2 separate regions of the Mus musculus genome follow, and region 2 is linked to region 1. Evidence: chromatin loops called from intact Hi-C (ENCODE). Cell type or tissue: heart. All regions are shown on one strand. Links, peaks and the distances in the headings refer to the core of each region. The heading gives the core; the rest is flanking DNA.

What was found. A loop is a pair of places that touch in the nucleus more often than their neighbours do. Peaks named below come from ENCODE experiments on the same cell type or tissue, not always from the same donor. Only the 100,000 strongest peaks of a DNase experiment are listed, where the experiment ranks them.
Region 2: it touches region 1 in a loop (2.0-fold over the local background); 1 of 42 quality-filtered maps calls a loop at or near these places.

The regions. Positions count from the first base shown.
Region 1 is chrX:38,596,529-38,606,887 of GRCm38, reverse strand. Mcts1 (malignant T cell amplified sequence 1) reads right to left here and starts at 6,417. Exons shown (of 6, transcript NM_026902.4): 1 at 6,110-6,417; 2 at 4,807-4,959; 3 at 4,215-4,312; 4 at 816-949. The coding sequence starts at 6,120. In heart, for the core only: no CTCF peak of the experiment used is centred there; DNase peaks (open chromatin) are centred at 5,727 and 6,297; H3K4me3 peaks cover 1,458 bases; H3K27ac peaks cover 1,236 bases.
Region 2 is chrX:38,450,318-38,460,676 of GRCm38, reverse strand. It overlaps Lamp2 (lysosomal-associated membrane protein 2), which reads left to right and starts at 4,217. Exons shown (of 9, transcript NM_001017959.2): 1 at 4,217-4,428. The coding sequence starts at 4,374. It overlaps LOC115489130 (a long non-coding RNA gene), which reads left to right and starts at 4,435. Exons shown (of 2, transcript XR_003953097.1): 1 at 4,435-5,371; 2 at 9,100-10,359. In heart, for the core only: no CTCF peak of the experiment used is centred there; DNase peaks (open chromatin) are centred at 4,196 and 4,686; H3K4me3 peaks cover 1,268 bases; H3K27ac peaks cover 1,245 bases.

The sequences.
Region 1 (10,359 bases), core at 5,215-7,714:
CTTTCTCAAAACAAAAAAGAAAAACGAAAAAGGATGCTTGTTTCCAAGTTTCTTTCACATCTTTTCATGGCCAAGAAAGAGTATGTCTCCTTTAGTCAAGCGTGGTGATACACACCTATAATCCCAACATTCAGGAGGCAGAGGTAGGAGAATTGCCATTAACATGAGACCAATTTAGGATAAGTGGTGAGTTTTAAACCAGCCTGGACCACATACTGAGTTTGAGGCCATCCAATGCTACATAATAAGACTGATCTCAAAGAAATAAGTAAAATGGCCGGGCATGGTGGCGCACGCCTTTAATCCCAGCACTCAGGAGGCAGAGGCAGGTATATTTCTGAGTTTGAGGCCTGCCTGGTCTACAGAGTGAGTTCCAGGACAGCCAGGGCTACACAGAGAAACCCTGTCTCGAAAAACAAACAAACAAACAAAAAAACCCAACAACAACAAGAAAGAAAGAAAGAAAAGAAAAGAAAAGAAAAGAAAGGAAGAAAGGAAGGAAGAAAGGAAGGAAGAAAGGAAGGAAGGAAATAGAAAAGGAAAAAAACAGTTGGTTTATTTGAGTTTATCTCTCATTTCTCTTTGGCCAAAATTAAAAAGTTCCCTTCAACAGGGTGTGGTAGCACATGACTAATCCTAGCAGTTGGGAGACTGGGACATCAGAGTCACAAGTTCAAGACTAGCCTTGGCTTGTCTCTGAAAAAAATAATAATATAAATTAAAAGCACATGAAATATTCTCTTGGATGATAGATCTTTCAGGGATGACAAGAATACAGTGAACAGTTTTCAGCAGTTAAACCCTGGGAAGGATACAACAATAGTATCTACTGCAGCAGGATAAAGCTTAGCTCCGGGAGAAGTTAAGCCAGGACACATGATATTTGCTCCACTGAGTACAAATTTGATGGCTCCTTTATCAACCTGCTGATGTGGCAAGATAAAAGGATCTACAAGAGAAGAAACAAATTATATAAATTAATATGACTGAAGACTCAAGATAAAGGCAAAGAACATAAACAAGTATTTTCCCAAATTACAGTACTGATGGTTGCAAGATAAAAGCCAAACCACTCTTCTTTACTGATGAAGTTGTTAAATATTTTCAAGAAAAGAGTGTAGCAATAAGCATTCTCATAGACTACAAGGTTTGTAAATGGGTATGGACCTCCTTTAGGACGACTTAGCAGCATACATTGAAGCCTTGAAAAAGAGATCTACTCATTGACCCAGTAACTCTACTTCTATGAGTCTGTCCTAAAGAAAATGGATGGATATGCAGTATATTAGATAGATATTCGTTCCAGCACTAACATGTAAAACATAAACAAACTGAGATAGATCACAATGTCCAACAAATGAGGTAAGATATAAACAACTTAAGGTATGTCAATAAGAGTAATGAAACTATAATAAACCATGCTTTTAGAGAATACTTAGTGCCTGGAAATATTCACAATAAAACATCTGAATGAAAAAAGCAGAAATAAAATACTCTCAAAAAGATCAGTAACCAGGTAAACCAACCGGTATATTTAGAGGAGTAAATTTATTCTGTATGATAGTGAGTGCTAGACACTTGACATTTTGAACTTTTATGACTAATAACATCATAAATAGTATATCACTAACTATAAAATGCATATTAACTTATCAATGCCAAATCTTAATAGAGAAAAAAAACTAAGTAGCAAAGAGCCCAATTTTAAAAGAACAAAAAGCCAGGCAGTGGTGGCGTATGCCTTTAATGCCAGTACAGGGGAGGCAGAGGCAGGGGGATTTCTGAGTTCAAGGCTAGCTTGGTCTACAGAGTGAGTTCCAGGACAGCCAGGGCTATACAGAAAAACCCTGAAACCCTGTCTGGGAGGGGTGCTTAGCAGTATAGTAATATATACCTAGTATGCACAGGGTCCTGAATTCAATCTCCAGGACAAAATAAAACAAAACAGGAAACTTTTGTATATAACATAGGAAATAAAGTGGAAAAGAGTATACCAATGCACTAAATATACTTAGAGTATAGAAATTCGTGTGCTCATTAGTTTCCTATTCCTGTGATCTCCCAGATTTATGTGCATATATTCTTTTTATAGTCTTTAAAAAAAGTATCTCTACGTGTATATCAATAACTTATAAACCAATGATTAAAGAATCTCTAGGGCTGGAGAGATGGCTCAGCGGTTAAGAGCACTGGCTGTTCTTTCAGAGGTTCTGAGTTCAATTGCCAGCAACCACATGGTGGCTCCTAACCATCTGTACTGGGAATCAATGCCCTCTTCTGCTATGTCTGAAGACAGGGACAGTGTGCTCATATACATAAAATAAATAAATCTTTAAAAAAGTAATCTTTAAAAGGCTTTCACAGGATAAATAGAGGTGCTTGCTTGTTTTGTTTTGTTTTTCTGAGATTTATTTAGGTATATATTTTATCAGTGTTTCATCTGCATGTATGCGCACAGAGGAGGGACTTGGATCCCATGGAACTACAGTCAGACAGTTGTGAGCAACCATATAGATGCTGGAAATTGAAGTCTGGAAGAGCAGCCAGTGCTCTTAACTGATAAGCCATCCATCCAGCCCCTAGAGAAGGAGTTTTTAAGCTTTTCAAGGTTCCTAAAAGTAGCCAGGTGTGGTAAAACAACTTTATAATCCCAATACCTGGGAGGTAGGAGCAGGATTATTAGAAATAGAAAACCAGCCTTGGCTACCTAGTGTCTGTCTCAAGGAACAATAACAAACAAACAAAACCTCAAACAACAAAACAAAAAATTATCCCCATTGCATCAGGATATATATATATATATATATATATATATATATATATATATATATATAGCATTCTTCCTGCATGTAGGCCTGAAGGCCAGAAGAAGGCACCAGATCTCATTATTAGACTATTGTGAGCCACCATGTGGTTACTGGGAATTGAACTTGGAACCTCTGGAAGACCAGCCTGTGCTTTTAACCTCTGAGCCATCTCTCCAGCCCCCAGGATTTAATTTCTATCAGGTCTTAATCTGAAAAAAAAATCAATGCTTAACTGAATAATTAATACTTAGTTTTATAAATATTAAAATATCTCACCTGCTTAAAAAACTGCCTAACAGTTTTGCTACTCCTGACCTCTGTAACACTAGGCAATTAAAAATTTAATCCCAGCACTCAGGAGGCAGAGGCAGGTGGATTTCTGAGTTCGAGACCAGTCTGGTTTACAAAGTGAGTTCCAGGACAGCCAGGGCTACACAGAGAACCCTGTCTCAAAAAACCAAAAAAAAAAAAAAAAAAAAAAAAAAAAAAGTTTATCTCCTTGTGGTGTGGTTGAATGACTTTGGTTTTTACAAGGAGATAAATTCATTTAATCACCACCAATACTCATCATCAATAGAGCCTATAAGTCACTACCCTTCCTTCTGCCTCTTGGCAACAATACCAAACTGAATAGGAAATATTTGCTTCCATTTGAATAGTTCTTGTTCATTGGAATTATATCTTCAACTTTTTGTAATATATTCAAACTAACAATCTGTAAATGTATATATGAAATAAACATTATTTAATGTCAAGACATCTATCCATGTATTTAATTAGTAATAAATAGGATTTCCATTTTTACCCAATGCACAGATAATTACAGAACTCTAGTAACAAACTTAAATGAAAATGTTTAAAGCCCTTTTTTAGTTTATGTATATGTTTATAATTACACAGTGGTCTATTCTTCCAACTACAATAAGGACAGGAAACTATGTCGTCTGTCTTTGCTTATAATTGTATTTCTTAATAAGTAGCCCAGTGCCTACCACATATGAAGTTCACTAAAAGCCGGGCAGTGGTGGCGCACGCCTTTAATCCCAGCGCTTGGGAGGCAGAGGCAGGCGGATTTCTGAGTTCAAGACCAGCCTGGTCTACAGAGTGAATTCCAGGACAGCCAGGGGGAACACAGAGAAACCCTGTCTCGAAAAACAAAACAAAACAAAAAAAACAAAGAAAGTTCACTAAATAATTAATGAATTAATATTTCTGGGGTCTTTGTTTGGGAGAAATGCATCACCCTATAGCCCAGCCTGGCCTCAAAATTGTATCAATTTCTTGTCTCAGCTTCCTAAGCTCTGTGATTCCATCTGTGAGCCACCACTCCATGCTTTTATGGAATGGATGAACTAATGAATGCTTCATTGGAGGGAAGGGACTTTTTCTAATGTATAAGAGACTTACATTTATGAAGTAATCTTAAAGTTGGATAAAAAGGCCCTTCTCTTTGTCTAAAAAACAGTAATTCTCCATTTACTGTAAGGATTTCTATGTGTTCATGGCTGTAAGACAAATGTCACAGAGAACAAAGTTAGATACTTTCGTTCAAAAATGGATGTAAGTCAAACATCCTATAAAAATTATAACATGAAATATGCACATACAAAGATACATTAAGCTTATTTTCCAGTAAATATTCTGACCAAAAAATACCTGTCCGATATAGAAAAAAAGAGAGGAAATATGACATGCTACAGCCAATTTCATTCTACATTTTATTATTGTAATTCCACTGTCAAGTATAAAATAAATCTCAAGAGCAAACTGAAATAAATCGACTTATAAATAAAAACAAGTCTTTGATAAAACATTACACAAAGTAGCATTTTCATATACATAGATAAGATTTGAAAATAGAAATACAACTAACTTTTAGAGTTAACTCTGTCTATTCTCATCATTGCTCTATCGATAATAATTCCATTTAGAATGAAAACAACCTAACCTTTGATATTCAGCTACTCTAATCTTTACATGGAAAAAAACAAGGACTTACCATCGGACAATTTTCACAGGGTCTTTCTTAGGCATGATTTGATTAAGCCATGGTTCAATACCTGGAAATTGCTCTAGCAATTGATTTTTAATACCCTTAATAACCGAGGTTTTCAACTGGATGCAGTTGGACACATTTTCTTTTTCATCAAATCTGGCAAATGATTTTTTTTTGAAGAGAAAAAAAAAGGGCATTGCTAAGCAGAAGAATCAGAAATCTAAAAGTAAGGTTCTAATTAATCATCTATTCCCAAGCAAGTACTCATGCTTAAAATAATTATGAAATAAATTGTTTTTAAAATACAAATTTCCATTTGTCTTATACAATACAAAACCAACGTGTTAAAGACAGTATTAGAATAAACTCTCATACATACTGCAATTATTGGGGGCAAAGAAATTGTTATGCTAGAATCTGTTGTCAGCTAACAAAAATGCCTTTTACTGAAAATTTCTGCTCAAAGGAAAAAAAGACTCCCATCTATTTAATAAAAATCTATTTTTTAATCTAAAAGAAACCTCACACATTAAAATACAAAAGACTAACCGAAGCATAACAAAAGAATGAGAGCCCCAGCAGGCTATGTAGTCTGTTGTTTTTTGTTTTTTTTTTTTTTAAAGAAATAGTGAGATAATTTTAAAATCCCTGTCCAGATTTGCTCAAATTTTCATGCACAAAACCCACCTTCCTTTGCCCATGTTCCCCTTTTTTCCTTTTGCGTCTATCAGATCTGGAAGATAAACCCACTGGATAGGTTTCCAAGGAAATTGGTCTTCCTTACACAGACTAGCACATAGGGCTACCACGTTGTTCTCAAGACAAGGTTAATCTAGCAGCTTAGCAATAGGCTTGACAGGCCAGCCGCTTGCTTCCTGTCACCCAGACTCCCTCACTGCCATGACCCAGGAAGTCAAGCCTTCCTTTTTTCAGTTCATAACTAATAAACATATAGCAGAGTGCAGGGCTCTCCTCTCAGCTGAGGATGTGCCCCTAAATCACAGTGCAAGGATGTGATTGGTAGAATACTAGGAATGGAGATAGCACTGCTGGAAAGGCAGAACAGGGCTAAGGAAAAAGGAAATGGGAGCGGGAGAGCCAAGCCCCGACTGAAGATTAAGGATGGAAAGCTTAAAGAAGTGGTCCAAGTCCGAAGTGAGCATAGTACTATACTTTACAAAACCTTAGGAAGTCAGGATGGCAGGGGCGGGGGAGAGAGAAAGAGGACCTTTGCTCTCTCCCTCTTCCCCACCCCCACCCCCACCGCCTTTCTAAGCAGCCAATGGAGGCCACAGCGTGTCCTTACTTCTTGAACATGATCCAAGGTGAAAGGGGCGACGATAGGGAAGGGCCCGGAATGGGAAGGAAATTGAATTAGGAAGGGTCCAGCACGAGGAAGGCCTGCACTGACAGTCGGAGCTGCTGTCGTTAATCCGGAAGGCGAAAACACTATCCGCTTTACGGCCCTTAGCGAAATCTGACTACTTCCGCTCCTCTCGACTCCACGTTGACGCTTTTGTCGGCTCCTTTTCAGTAACAGCTTAGTCTCCATTGGGGGTAGCCGAAAGGGCGGGACTTCAGAAGGAAGAAGTGATCAAGCAATTCTTTCTGGTTGCTGGAAGAATAGAGTGGGGGAGGGAATCAATCAAAGCAGAAATTGTGGCAGTCAGTTACGGGTTCCTCAAAGGGTCAAGATTCTTAGGTCTTTGTTGCCACCTACCACTATGCTAAATAGTTTGTAAGGATAATAGGTTTTGCTTCCTATCTGAAGCAACAGAGTGAATTGATGCCTATCAAGCTGCTTGAGCCTAGGCGAGCCTCATAGCTTCATGTTAAATTAATGTCAAAGTTGTCAGGTTCAGCAAATAAAATTACAAGATACCTAGTCAAATTTGAATTTCAAATAAGGTGAACACCTTTTGGTGCAAGTATACTTCATCTACGTTTTGACCTTGCTTATGCTAAGAACTACTTGTTTTTCTGAATTTAATTGAACAACCTTTTTTTTAATCTGGTAGCTATAATCATTGGACAGTGAAGTGCTGTCATAGAATTATCAAATAAGTCATCAGGTTGCTGTCCCCTGCTTCACTCTGATAGTTAAAAACTGAACTATAAATCAGGAATGTAACAGGACATCTTGGCACAAGCTTTTAATACCAACCAGTACAGGGATGGGAGTTGGGGTGGGGGTGGGGGCAGGACAGGCTGATGATCTCTGAGTTCAAAGCCAGCCTGGTCTACAGAACTAGTTCCGGAACAACTAGAACTACACAGAGAGCCTGTCTTGAAAAAGAAGCAAAACAAATAAAATTGATTTCTTGAACACAAACAAAAATGTAATTTCCTCCCAGGCATGATAACTCATGCCCTAATCACAAACCTTGAAGGGTTGGAGAAGACTTGAGACCCTATCTCTAAAAGAAAACAAATGAAAAAAGGAAAATAAGGTAATTCCCTTAAAGAATAAAAAGACTGCTGCTCCAGTAATAGTAGTCACAAGTGAAATGAAAAGATAAAGAAATACATTTTGGTTGTATGGTAGGGGGTTGTTGTTTGTTTTGTTTTGTTTGTTTTTCTCTGAGACAGAGTTTCACTATATATGCTAGCTGACCTGGAACTCCTTATGGTGATCAGACTGGCCTCAAATTCAGACGCCTGCCTGCTTCTGCCTCACTCGTACTGGGATTAAAAGCATGTGCCACCACATTAAGCTTTGAATACTTTCTAAAACATTTTTCTTAAAGATTTATTTATGTATTTTATGTATATGAGTTCACTCTAGCTGTACAGATGGTTGTGAGCCATCATGTGGTTGCTGAGAATTGAACTCAAACCTCTGCTCACCCAGGCCCTGCTCACTCCGGCCCAAAGATTTATTTATTATTATGTGTAAGTACACTGTCGCTGTCTTCAGACACACCAGAAGAGGACATCGATTCCATTACAGATGGTTGTGAGCCACCATGTGGTTGCTGGGATTTGAACTCAGGACCTTCAGAAGAGCAGTCAGTGCTCTTAACCACTGAGACATCTCTCCAGCCCTAAATTTTTTTTTAAGAAAACAAAATTATGCTTCTTGAGGGTTTTCAATCAGAAAGGTAAAAAACGAAATCATGATGGCAAAGGGATTAAAGACTACTCAATATGTGAGACACAGAAATACTAGATCTATAAGACAAATACCACAGTCTCTCTAGGGGCAAATATTCTAGTCCTCAATGGGGATATGAACCTTTAAAATATTCCAGACAAACCTACTATGCATTTATATTGTTCAACTGTTTGTGAATAATTAGTGGTTACCATGCCTACCTTGTCTTGATTCTATGGTATCAACAATCTTCATTTAATAATTTAATATTTTCCAATCAAATCTGCATGACCGATTATGTTTGTCTTTATAAATTAACAATTTGGTATTCCTGTTTACCCATCAGTCTTTTGTGAACATCTTTAGCATGTATCTGTATTACTAATATCAATCAACACTGAAGCATTTGGAATATTGCATTTATAAACATGCAAAACTGAAGCTGGGTCGGCCATGGTAGCCCCTAGGTATAATCCTAGCAGGAGCAAAGCATGGAAGTCGAGGCAGGAAGGAGGAGAGGTCAGCGGCACCTTGGCTACAAAATGGAACTGTCTCAGGAAAAAGAAAGTCCACAACTTCTTGCCAAGTAGTACTCCTCTCCTAGCAATTCTCATGCTGCTCTAAGAGCCTGCATTTCATAACAAGTACATTATAAACAACCATTACTAAGGAGGTTAGTGTTAGTGAAAATAGATAATTCGCTACAAGTTACACAGATGCTCTCTGATTTAAGATGGGATTACCAAGCCATAAACCCATTCTATAAACTGAAAATATCATTAAATTGAAAGCATGTTGGGGCTGGAGACATGGCTCCGCAGTTAAGAGCACCCGCTGCCCTTCCAGAGGTCCTGAGTTCAATTCCCAGCAACCACATGGTCGCTCACAACCATCTGTAATGGGATCTGATGCCCTCTTCTGGGGTGTCTGATGACAGCTACAGTGCATTCACATAAAAATAAACAAATATGGTCTACAGAGTGAGTTCCAGGACAGCCAGGGCTCTACAGAGAAACCCTGTCTCAAAAATAAATAAATAAATAAATAAGCCAAATAAATCTTTTTAAAAAAAGAAAAGAAAGAAAGCATCTTTAAATACATCTACCCTAAAAAGCAGCATAACTTAGCAATGTGGAACATTATTGAGAGAGAACTGGTTGTTTCCCTTCATCATCACTGACTGATGGAAAGACACGGGCTTTACTGTCATTCCCCAGCCTAGCAAAACAATATACCACATGTCACCAAACCAGGAGAAGATAAAAATTCGTTTCTACTGAATGCATATTATTTTTGCATCCACCATCAAACCATCAGGGTAATCTGTATCTGGCAACATTGTATGTAATTAGTATGTTCTACAAGCAAATCAAAGTTAATTTCTTGGACAAAAAAATAGTAACAAATTAGCCAGATGTGGTAACACATACCTTTAATTCTAGCACTTGGGAGAGAGGCAGGCAGATACCTGAGTTTGAGGCCAGCCTTGTCTACAAAGCAAGTTCCAAGGCAGCCAGGGCTACACAAAGAAGCTCCGTCTTGAAAAAAAAAATAATTTCTTAAACTTTTTGTTTGAAAATCTACACTGGATCTGGAGAGATGTTTCCCCAGTTAAGATGACTGGCTGCTTTTCCAAAAGGACCTGGGTTTCATTCACAGAACCCACATAGCAGCTCACAATCATCTTTTTTTTTCTCAGTTCATATAATTTATTGCAGTTAGCACACAGTTTAAAAATTCACCAACACGTCAGTAGTACAAAACTAAACAACATTATAAGTTATTTCCCCCTCAGGAAATAAAACATACTATGATTGTCAAAGCTAGATGTCAGTCGAAGATTTAGAACAAAGGAAGAATGTGAAACTAAGTAAAAGAAAAAGCAATCACAATGACCGTTAAAAAAAAAAAAAATCCAGGGGCTGATGAGATGGCTCTGTGGGTAAGAGCACCTGACTGCTCTTTTGAAGGTCCGAAGTTCAAATCCCAGCAACCACATGGTGGTTTACAACCACCCATAGTGAGATCTGACTGTCTCTTCTGGAGTGTCTGAAGACAGCTACAATGTACTTACATATAATAAATAAATAAATAAATAAATAAATAAATCTTTTTTAAAAATCCAAAAAAGTCCGTTCTTCCACAGACATTGTCTCCTCTAAATTAATAAAGATTATTTTAACATAAACTGTATTTGTAAAAAAAAAAAAAAAAAACCTAGAAACTCTTCAAGTAACTAAAGATAATGCTCCAAGGCCATTTTCACAGCTTTGTTTGTTTGCTTGTTTGCTTGCTTTAAATGCCATTACAGCCAAATTAACATACATTTGACCAAATATTTCCAAAACAGTCCAGCAACACACAATGGGGTTTTCCATTCAGTATCTTAAACACAAAAATAGGCTATGTTTACAGTAGTTAAGGCGATCAAATTTTAAACAAAAGCAATTAAAAAAGAAAAA
Region 2 (10,359 bases), core at 2,785-5,284, 140 kb after region 1:
CAGGACGCTGGGGGAGCACATAGGCTCAATCCCTTTGTCCCCTCACTGGCTTAAGAGGGGCTCCTAAGGGGAAGCTGGAGCCATTCTTCTAGGGGAGGGGTGGGAGAAGAAGCCTGCTAGGCAGACGTTGGGGATTATAGACTAGAGAGTATTTCTAGTTTTGTTTTGTGTTTAGCAGTGCTTTTACAAATGTTCTCCATTCAATGAGTATAGGATAATTGTAAAATATGAAAGGCAACTTGGTTGTAATAATTTGTATGTGGAGAGGATAAGATACACCAGGGGAGAAAGTGACATTGCATGATAATTAAAAAAAAATAAAACCAACCAAATATTCTTCCAGGATTAGTCATTAAATAATTTGTCAATTTTGTTGTTGTTTGCTTTTTGAGGCAAGTCTCACTTGTAACACTAGCTGGCCTGGGACTAGCATACAGACCAGGATGACCTTGAACTAACAGAGATCCCCTGCCTCTATCTACTAAGAGCTGGGACTAAAGGTGTGAGAGATTATGCCCAGGCTCTTTCATTTCCTTTGTAGTGATAGTTTTAGTATGTACTATAGCGGGTCTCAACCTGTGGGTCTCAACCCCTTTGGTAAACTCTATCTCCAAAAATATTTACATTAGAATTCATAACAGTAACAGAATTACAGTTATGAAGTAGCAACAAAAACAATGTTATGGTTGAGTCACCACAGCATGAGGAACTGTATGAAAGGGTTGCAGCATTAAGAAGGTTTAGAGCCACTGATCTACTACATCACCAAAGTCAAGGCCTTGTGGTACAAGCACATGTTCCCAGGCATTTGGGGTGCTGTGGCAGAAACTGTAAATTTCAAGCCTGCAAGAGCTACAAAGGGAATTCAAGGGCAACCGGGGCAACCCTGTAAGACTCAGTTTCAAAGTAAAAATACAAAAGCAAGCCGGGCGGTGGTGACACACGCCTTTAATCCCAGTATTTGGGAGGCCATCCTGGTCTACAGAGTGAGTTCCAGGACAGCCAGGGAAACAGAGAAATCCTGTCTCAAAAAACCAACCTCCCCCCCAACAAAAGCAGAAGGGACTAGGACTATTGCCTAGTGATAAGGTGCTTGCCCAGTAGACACAGTACATCACATCCAACCTCCAACACAAAATAAATGATCCTCCATACGCACACAGGTGTATCTTTAAGCTGTTTATTCTGTTCCGTGGACTGGACCGTCCTTGGAACAATACTGTTATGAAAACGTTTTTAAATGAAAGAAATGAAAGAACATGCTCCTTTTTGATGATCTTTTGATGTGTCAGCAAGGCTAATTAACCAACCTAAAACAAGCCTAGTTACTGTGATGGTATTGTTCAATTGTTCTTGAAGTTCGTTAATCTGTTGACTTTAAGGAACAGGAGTTATGCCAGGTGAACTGTGGTCAGAGTGCGACTAGTTCAAAGGTATTTAGAAAAGAACTGCAGCTCCCTGAAGAAGAAAGACAGTGAGTGGGTGGGCCAAATCCAACTCATTGGCATTTTTGAGAACGGAAGCTCCTGTGAGAATCTGATGGCAGAAGGGGCTCCAGCAGTCTAGTTGAGCGTCGCAATGGTCCGAATCTACTTTGCTTTTGTCTCCCTGGCAAGTACTTACCTGAGACTCTTTTCCAAATGCCCAAACCAGTAAGGCAAAGCAAGTTGTTGGTTAAAATGCCATGTTAAAGAACATGCTGGTGTGGCAGGAATGGTAGGATGTGCTTGGAGTACTAGCTAGTCAGGGCTCTCCGGCAGGGGGATTTCTTGGACCTATCTAACATTTCAAAAAGCCAGTCTGGACAATGGAGTGAGACCAGGTCTCAAATAAATAAGAAAAGAGAGGAAAAAAAAAAAGAAAATGTGGTGTTCTGAGGTACAACTTTCATACTAACCACATGAGTCTGATGAGTGTGGCTTAAAAATGTATTTGTTAAGCCTTTTTCTTATGCTAGCCTTGGATTTCTGATAGTCCTGCTTCAGACTCCTTAGTGCTGGGATTATAATCATGTGCTACCATGCTTGACGAGAAGATTAATTAATTTATTTTAAAAATAAATTGTGGTAAAGCTATAGAAATTCAGTTTACAGAGCTATTTAAACACTGGGGTCCTGGGAGGGAGGTAGAGGCAGCTCAAGACCATCCCCAGTGGCCCTGGCTGTCCTGGAACTCACTCTGTAGACCAGGCTAGCCTCAAACTCACTCTGTAGACCAGGCTAGACTCAAACTCACTCTGTAGACCAGGCTAGCCTCAAACTCAAAAATCCCTCACAGAGATCCTCCTGCATCTGACTCTCTAGTGCTGGGATTAAAGTTGTTTACCACCAGGCCCCGTCAATATTGTCTTTTTTTTTTAAATCATAAATAACATTTGTGATTTATACACACTAATAGACTTCAGTGTGACCTTTTTCATACATTCGTAGGGCACACTTTGATTATATTCACTATATTCACAGGGTCTCTCTTTACATGATTCATTGTCCTAATACCGGGGAAAGGGTTTATCAGTGATCTTCCAGTCAGGCTGGATTGTGCACACACTTAATCCCAGCACTGGAGATGGAGGCCGGGGGATCTCTGTGAGTTCTAGGCCAGCCTGGTCTATATGAGATCCAGGCCGGCCAGGGCCATGTAGGGAGACCCTGTCAAAAACAACAACAACAACAGAATGCAGATTTGTGGTTATGAATATTTGGGTTGGAGTGGGGGACTGGGGTAGAATTAACTAAATCTATAAAGTTCCACAGAAAAATCCTCACCAGTGTCTCATGGAATTTCTGAGAATTCACTAAACTGCCCCCACAAATCTCTTCTTAAGCTTATTTTTAAATAGAGCCACAGATTAAAGATCTCCCAAACTGCATGACTTTGAAGCTATGTTTTAGAGCTTCTCTTTGTCTTTTTATTTGTTTGTTTGTTTTGAAACAGGGTTTCTCTGTGCAAACAGAACCTGGCTGTCCTGAAACTTGCTCTGTAGAACAGGCTGACCTCAAACTCACAGAGATCTGCCTACCTCTGCCTCTGGAGTGCTGGGATTAAAGGCATGCGCCACCACGGCTTTTAGTACTTTTCTAAGTGCAGTTCATGGGCCTCAGCATCAGAATCACCCCAGGTGTTTGTTTAGTAAAGGAATAAGACAGGATGGGAGGAGAAACCCTGCAATCCAAGCTACTAGGCATGCCGAGGCAGAGGAATCATATGTTCAAGTGCCACCTGAACTACAGCTATACTTTAAGTGTAAGGTCAAACTATTAGGCAACTTAGTGAGGATTAAACCTCAAACAAACAGTAAGCTTGTAGGAAAAAGGGCATTTGTTTCAGAGTCTCTAAGGCATCATCAGGTAAAATAAACAAAACAAAAACTACTTCCAAAATCCCTGAGAAGAGTGTGTGTGTGTGTGTGTGTGTGTGTGTGAGTGTGTGTGTTTTGGGAAGCAACATTTGAAGGTCATTGCTTTATTCCAACTCTGGAGTTTTACGTTAATGTTGTTTTCCTCTGTTGTTTTGAGACATGTTTGTTTACTGTTCACTTGGCAAGCGTACAGAATACGGGTTAGTATGAACTCATTAGAGAACATTAACTGTATTTGTATTCCAGATAGAAAAATATCTGGGAGTTTATGTATTTTGTAAAGAGTGTCTCTGGGTAGTAATGGGAGTGATCTTGATTTCCTTCTATTCTTATTTCTCTCTCTTTTTTTCTTCCTCTATTTAAAAATATGCTTCCTCTTTCTGACTTCAATTTCCCCATCAAGGAAAGAGAGTGTTATAACTTTGAACTTCAAGAGCATGGTCTGATCTGGTCGTTAATGACTCCATACCCCCTAGCTTCCCTATCCACCTATAGTATAAACTGTGTAGGTGGTCTCTATACTTGAATAATCGTGTATTATTTTTTACATATATTTTCATATATAAATTTACATACATATATATCTTGAGAGGCCTAGCAGCCGTTTTGTTGCCAGAAAAAATGATGCTGTTTGTTCTCAAGGACCTAGAATAGAAATAACCCACTGTCTACAAGCATCAAAGTTCCTCCTTTCCTGCTAGCCTTAAAAAAATGCCCTCCTCGCACAACTCTTTCTAGTTTAATAATGGCTGTGAACCAAAAAGCCAGGGCGTGGCCACGCCGCCCTCCTGCCCGGACATCACCGCCTCCCTCTCAGTTTCTAAGCATGCTGATTGGCTGAAAGGAATAAAGAACCCCGCCCCTGGTCTTATGACTCCAGCTGAAGCGGCGAGTCCAGGCTTTTGCGGTGCCTGGGTGCCTCGGTCGGTGGTCTCTCGTGCTTTCGCTTCCGCAGGGCTGCGAGGGGATTCGTTGGAATTGTCGGTCCGGTGGTCGCCTGGCCTGAGGGATCACGATGTGCCTCTCTCCGGTTAAAGGCGCAAAGCTCATCCTGATCTTTCTGTTCCTAGGTGAGTTTTCGGGCCCTCTGGTGTCTTTGAGCCGGGCCCGGGGGATCGGGGAGTTTCAAAGGCCACAACCTGAAAGACTGGTCTTTGAGAAGGCTTTGAGAGACCGAACAGCTGACACTGGGCGGCGGCGGCCCGAGGCGGCGGCGGAGGGGGGACGCGGGGGGGCCGGGAGGGGGGGACACACGACCTGGAGGAAGGCCTGGCCGTGGGATGGCCCGCCAGGAGGGCCTCTGAGAGTAACAGCGGGGCAAGTAAGGGGACGAGGGAGGACGACGTCAAGGGATTAGGCAAGAGGAGCGCAGAGTTCTAGACCTCTGGGCTAGAGAGAGCAACTTGGAAAAAGAGTCGGGGAGCAGACACCGGGGAGGCTTGGTTTCCTGGATCAGGGGAGAGTTTTAAAGATGGTGAAAAAAAAGTGTAGAGCGAGAAATGAATTTGGAACGGAAGGCGCTGTACCCTCGTGAAATTATTGGGGAGGGGGAGGGCATAGGGGGGTAGGTAGATAGGACAGTAGGGCCCAAGGGACAGAGACACCGTTTTGGGAGCTTTGTAGGTAGGACTTGAGGCTGGGAGAAGCAGTGATTGAAGAGCTAAGGAATGGCCTTGGAGTTTTGAGAGTGAAGGGATACACACACACGTACATACATATACATATAGTGACTGGGGCTGGAGTAACTTCCGGAAAGAAAAGTTATATCCAACCTCTGGAGACTAAAGGGATGAGTTGATAACTTTGGTGGGGGGTGAGTATCTGACTTAAAGGTGGTGAGGATCTCGGTTTTTTTGTTTCGTTTTGTTTTTTTTTTTTTTTTTGTTATTGTTGTTGGTTTGCTTGATTTTTGTTGCTTTGTTTGTTTTTCTCGAATAACTTTCGCTACTTCCTCCCAGCCAGACACCGGACAGAAATACCCCTAGATGCTAAAGCCGGGGAGCTTCCAAGATGGTAATTGTGTATCTGAGCTTTGTATATTCAATCCATTTTCTTCACAACCGCTTGGATTTTTTTTTTTTTCTGCTTCTTTTTTTTCCTCACTACAGGTCAGCTTAGTCGTGGTTTTAAAGTGGTGGGAAGAGTTGCTGGGTTAATAATGTTGGTTGTTTGTGATCTGTCCCAATAGACTTGAGAGTCCATAACAGCCTAGGCTTGAACTTTGATCCCAGTGTCCTCCTGACCTGATTTACTCTGCTCCTTGTTACCTTGTGCCTTCTGCTGTTTGTGCTTTAATAAAGAGATAGAAGAAAAAGACCCACCAGAATGGGCTGGAGATAGGCCTATTGAGGGGGCTTTGAGAAAGCAAAAGAATTGCATTTGTAATTCACATGTTGGTGGGATAGAATCAACTGGTACAGTGTGTTCTTACACAGTGGGCATTTGGCAATATCTTCTTAGAGGCATTAATTTTTTTCCATAATAGCTTTTGAGGTTTTTTTTTTTTTGAGATTGTATTTCAATTATATTTCCCCCTCCCTTCTCCACCTCTAAATCTTCCCATATACTTCTCCCTTCCCTTATTCAAACCCATGCCTTCTGTTTTTTTGTTATTAGATGCTTATAAGTATTTGTATAGATATATGTAGTCCAGAGGAATTTTTGTGTGTCCCACTGGGCAGCTTCGAGTGGATAGAGGCCAGGGATCCTGCTAACCTGCTTGCAAGGACAGGAACAGCCCCTCTCAAGAAAGAGTTCTCTCTTTCAACATCAGCAGTGCCAAATGTGAGAGCACAGCATCCAGTGGGCTCCTCCCGTGACTCCCAAGACGCTTACTAGGGAGCCTTTGGAATGAAAACCTTCCCCAACCATATTAAGGTCTTTCTTCTTTTCCTCCTAGACTTTTGCTTATACACAGTAGAGTTTTCTAGATGTTGTATACATAATATGTGCTGATATGATTCTATTGTCCTCGCCATTTCTTAATTTATCAACTTTCATTTCTAATACTAGTAAATGCCAGCAGATATAATTCACCTAAGCCGAGACTCTGTGACGTCTTCCATAGACCAGAACGTTCTGACTCTAATATATTTGCAGGCCCTTGATCTAGCTGACCATACTGTGTAAGAAACTCCTCTAACACTTCTGAAGTTGGGTCACGAGGCTTGGCACGCACACCTAATTCTTAGCCTTACCTGTGAGGCACTTACTGGCTGACCCCCAAAGAGAGGCTTGTTTGCAGTGGAAAACACCTTATCAGTGATGAGAGAACATCTGACAAAGGCCTATTAACCAGTAATTCCCTGCCAATTGAATCTGCACAAACATAATGCTGTTATTGTTCAGAGAAAGTGAGAAAAGTACATTACCTATGTGCTGGCTTTTGTGCCATTAATTTTTTTTTAATGAAGTCTTTTCTTTTGCATTTAAAAAAGCAGTACACGCTCATTGCAGAAAGTAAACAGATAAGGCTTAGTGCATAGAAGAACAGCTCAAACCTAGTGGCTTGTAGTTAACTAGATCCATCCTTGTAGATGTTTCCTGAGCTGATTCCATCCACAACTTCAGCAAGGGAGTTACAGGAGCAATAATGTAGGATGCAGGGTTGGGTTTTTTTTTCATATTTTTTGATTTATCTATATTTTATTTATGTATTTTTCTCTGCCTGTATGTCTGTGTATTACATGTGTCCCTGGTACCAGTGGCAGTTTGAGGGGGGCAATCATATCCCCCTGGAACTGGAGTTTGCACAGACACTCGTGAGTTGCCATGTGGGTGCTGGGAATCAACTGGGTTCTCTGGAAGAGTGATGGATGAGCCCCCTCCAGCCCCCACGATCTAGTTTTTAGGTCTGCACAGCTCTTCTTTCAGGCATATCCTGGTTTGCTGTCAGGCTGAGGAAGATTCTGCGGATCTTAAGAATTGTTTTTGGATTTTACGTTTTACTTTTTTTTTGGTTTTTCGAGACAGGGTTTCTCTGTATAGCCCTGGCTGTCCTGGAACGCACTTTGTAGACTAGGTTAGCCTCAGAAATCAGAAATCCGCCTGCCTCTGCCTCCTGAGTGCTGGGATTAAAGGCGTGTGCCATCACGCCCGGCACATGTTTTACATTTTCATGTCAAAATGGACACCCAAGAATAGGATTTTGAAAACTGTAGGCATAACTGTGTCTTGGTACTTAAGTGGGTACCAGTCCTGAATGTGTACTCTGCTTGGTGTACTGGTTCAGCTTGCAAACTTCATAATTCTATTCCATCTCTAGCAGTGGCCTCTTAAAAATAACTATTTAAGTGGAGCAGTGGTTTTGCACGCGTTTAATCCCAGCACTTGGGAGGTAGAGGCAGGCAGATCTGTGAGTTTGAGGCCAGCCTGGTCTACATATTGAGTTCCTGGACAGCCAGGGCTCTTTAGCAGAGAAACCTCATCTTAAAAAAAAAAAAAAAAAAACAAAAATCTACTTTAAGGTTAGGGCTATCTCTCAGTTGTAGAGAGCACTTACACAGAGTGGGTGAAGCCCTAGGTTTAATCTCCAGCCATTTCTGTAAAAAAGGAAGACCAAAAACCTTGCTTTAAAGTAAGTATAGGAGATACTCTTAAACTTTAAATTGTTTTCCACAGACATTTATTTTTTAATTTTTTAAAATTATTTTTCTTTTTTTTTTTTTTTAAGGCAGGGTTTCTCTGTGTAGTCCTGGCTGTCCTAGAACTCACTGTATAGATCAGTCTCTCTGCCTCCTGAGTGCAGGGATTAAAGGGGCGGACCACTACAAAAGGCTCACAAAAAACTTCTGTTGGCTTTCATTTGAATGAATTACAAACAATGAAAGACAACCATTTTTGGGGAAAAGGCCTATGAGTTAGAGACATGAAAAGGGCAACAGATGAAAGTCCTTGCCTAACATCATTGCTTAATTTTGTTTCCATCGTTTCCTCTGTGCTCATCGATTTTTATAACTAGCCTAACCTAACTTCTGTTTTTTTTATTTTTCCTCAGAGTTTTTCAGTGAAATAGCCCTGGCTGTTCTGAAACTCACTCTGCAGATCAAGCTAGCCTCCAGCTCACAGAGATCCACATGTCTCTGCCTCGTTAGTGCTGGGACTAAACATTTACCCCCCACCATGCCCCACTTAACTTCTGGGTTTTCTTTGTGTAACTCTGGCTGTCCTGGAACTCATTCTGTAGACCAGGCTGGCCTTGAACTCAGAAATCTGTATGCCTCTGCCTCCCAAGTGCTGGGATTAAAGCTTGCGCCACCACCGCCCAGCTTGAGTGAGACTTTTTAAAAAAAAGCTTTGTTAACTATCCTGAGTGTAGGTCAGGTTGGGGCCTCTCCCTCCCAGAAATTATTAACTGCCTACTGTAGGCTAACCACAGCCAGATGAAAGGGAGGCAGCAATGGACAGTGGAGGGTCTGCTGTCCTAGAGCCTACATTTTAGAGGGTGAAGATAGCCCTATAGGTAAGTAACATTTCGGATAGTGGGACAAACAAAAGGCTTTCTCGTGTTGAGTGACGTTCGGGCAGAGACCTTGGTGCTGGGAGGAGGCCCACCATACCTGTAAGCCTTTGGGATGGTGTGGGTGAGGAGGCTCTGGGAGGGGATGGGGGGTGGGAAATCATGATCAAGGCTAATAGGAACTTTCAGTCAAAATACAACAAATAAATTACTGAAGCTGAAAAAGGAGTATGTTTTCCAGCTCTTAGATGTAGTAGCCTATTTTCTGTTTTTATGGTCTTAGTCTCTGAGTGGAGGAGGTGACCGGTGTTGGCGGTAGCTAGCAGTAGATCTACTGTGGAGTGGCTGAAGGTCAGTAGGTAAGATGGTGAATTAGACCAAAGGTGATCTCTTTTTGTCTTCCGTGGCTCTTACACGGTGTTTTACAAAAAGCTCGTTTGTGTTTTTGAATGAGCAGTAAGAGTTCAGGTAATTATAAGGCTGGTCTCATGTGATAATTCTAGTCTCTCCTCCTTGGGCTGCTGTTTAGGGGGTTAGGGGAAACACGGTCTCACTGTGTAGCCCTGGAACACTCTACGGCAACCAGGCCAACCTCAAATGTAAGAGCTCACCTACGTCTAGCTCTTCAGTGCAGGGATTTCAGGCATGCACCTTCACATTTGGCACTTGAACTTTGCCTGTACAGGCATGAGGCCCAACGTGGAGAGCTAAGAAGGACTTGGTGAGGAGAATTAATTTTCTCAAACAACCAGCATCTCTCTTTTTGGAGAACATCAAAAAATGTTTAACACTGTTTTCCTGTTGGTTTTTTTTTCCCCTCTGTAGCCTTACCACATTTTGTTTGCACAGTGACTTTTGATTTTATGGTTCAATTAAAATTCATCTATCTGTGGTAGAGATACTTGAAAGGGCAGGTTTGACAATTTCCATGAGTCATTGGGTTATCACATCTGATAGGGTTCTAAATATTTAAATATTCCTGTGTGTCTAGCCTTATTTTCCTGGAATTGACGGTGACTTTTGTCTGCAACCCAGCATTGTCTCAGCCCTGGAGAGAGCTTCTGGATCCTGCTTCGTGAAGGCTGCGCTTCCTAATCGCAGTTTCTAAAGTGCTCGGAGATTCTTCCATTCCAGAAGTGGATTTTATGAGTGCTTGTTGGTATCCCAGTGTGCATTACAAAAGCACTCTGGAGGCCTGCCAACTGTGGCTCAGCAATAGGCACTTTCCATTACTTCAGGAAAGTTGTCTCCTTTTCTTACCTACTCTCTGACCTTAAACAGAATCAAGGAAGTCATTTTATGGTTTAGAACATTATGTTTTGTTAGTTTTAACTGTTGCTTTTCACGCACCAACATTCATAGCTTAAAATTGTATTTTCTGTTGTAAGCAGACCTAACAAAAAGGAAACTGTAAACAAGGGAGTCACAGGTAAACATGAGAACAGCTGGCCAGATGTAAACTCATGGGAAACTTGTCACTTAGCAGAGAAGGAAATGGGAGCCTTTTGTCCTGCAGTGGGTTTTTCAGTGGTCTTGTTCTGTC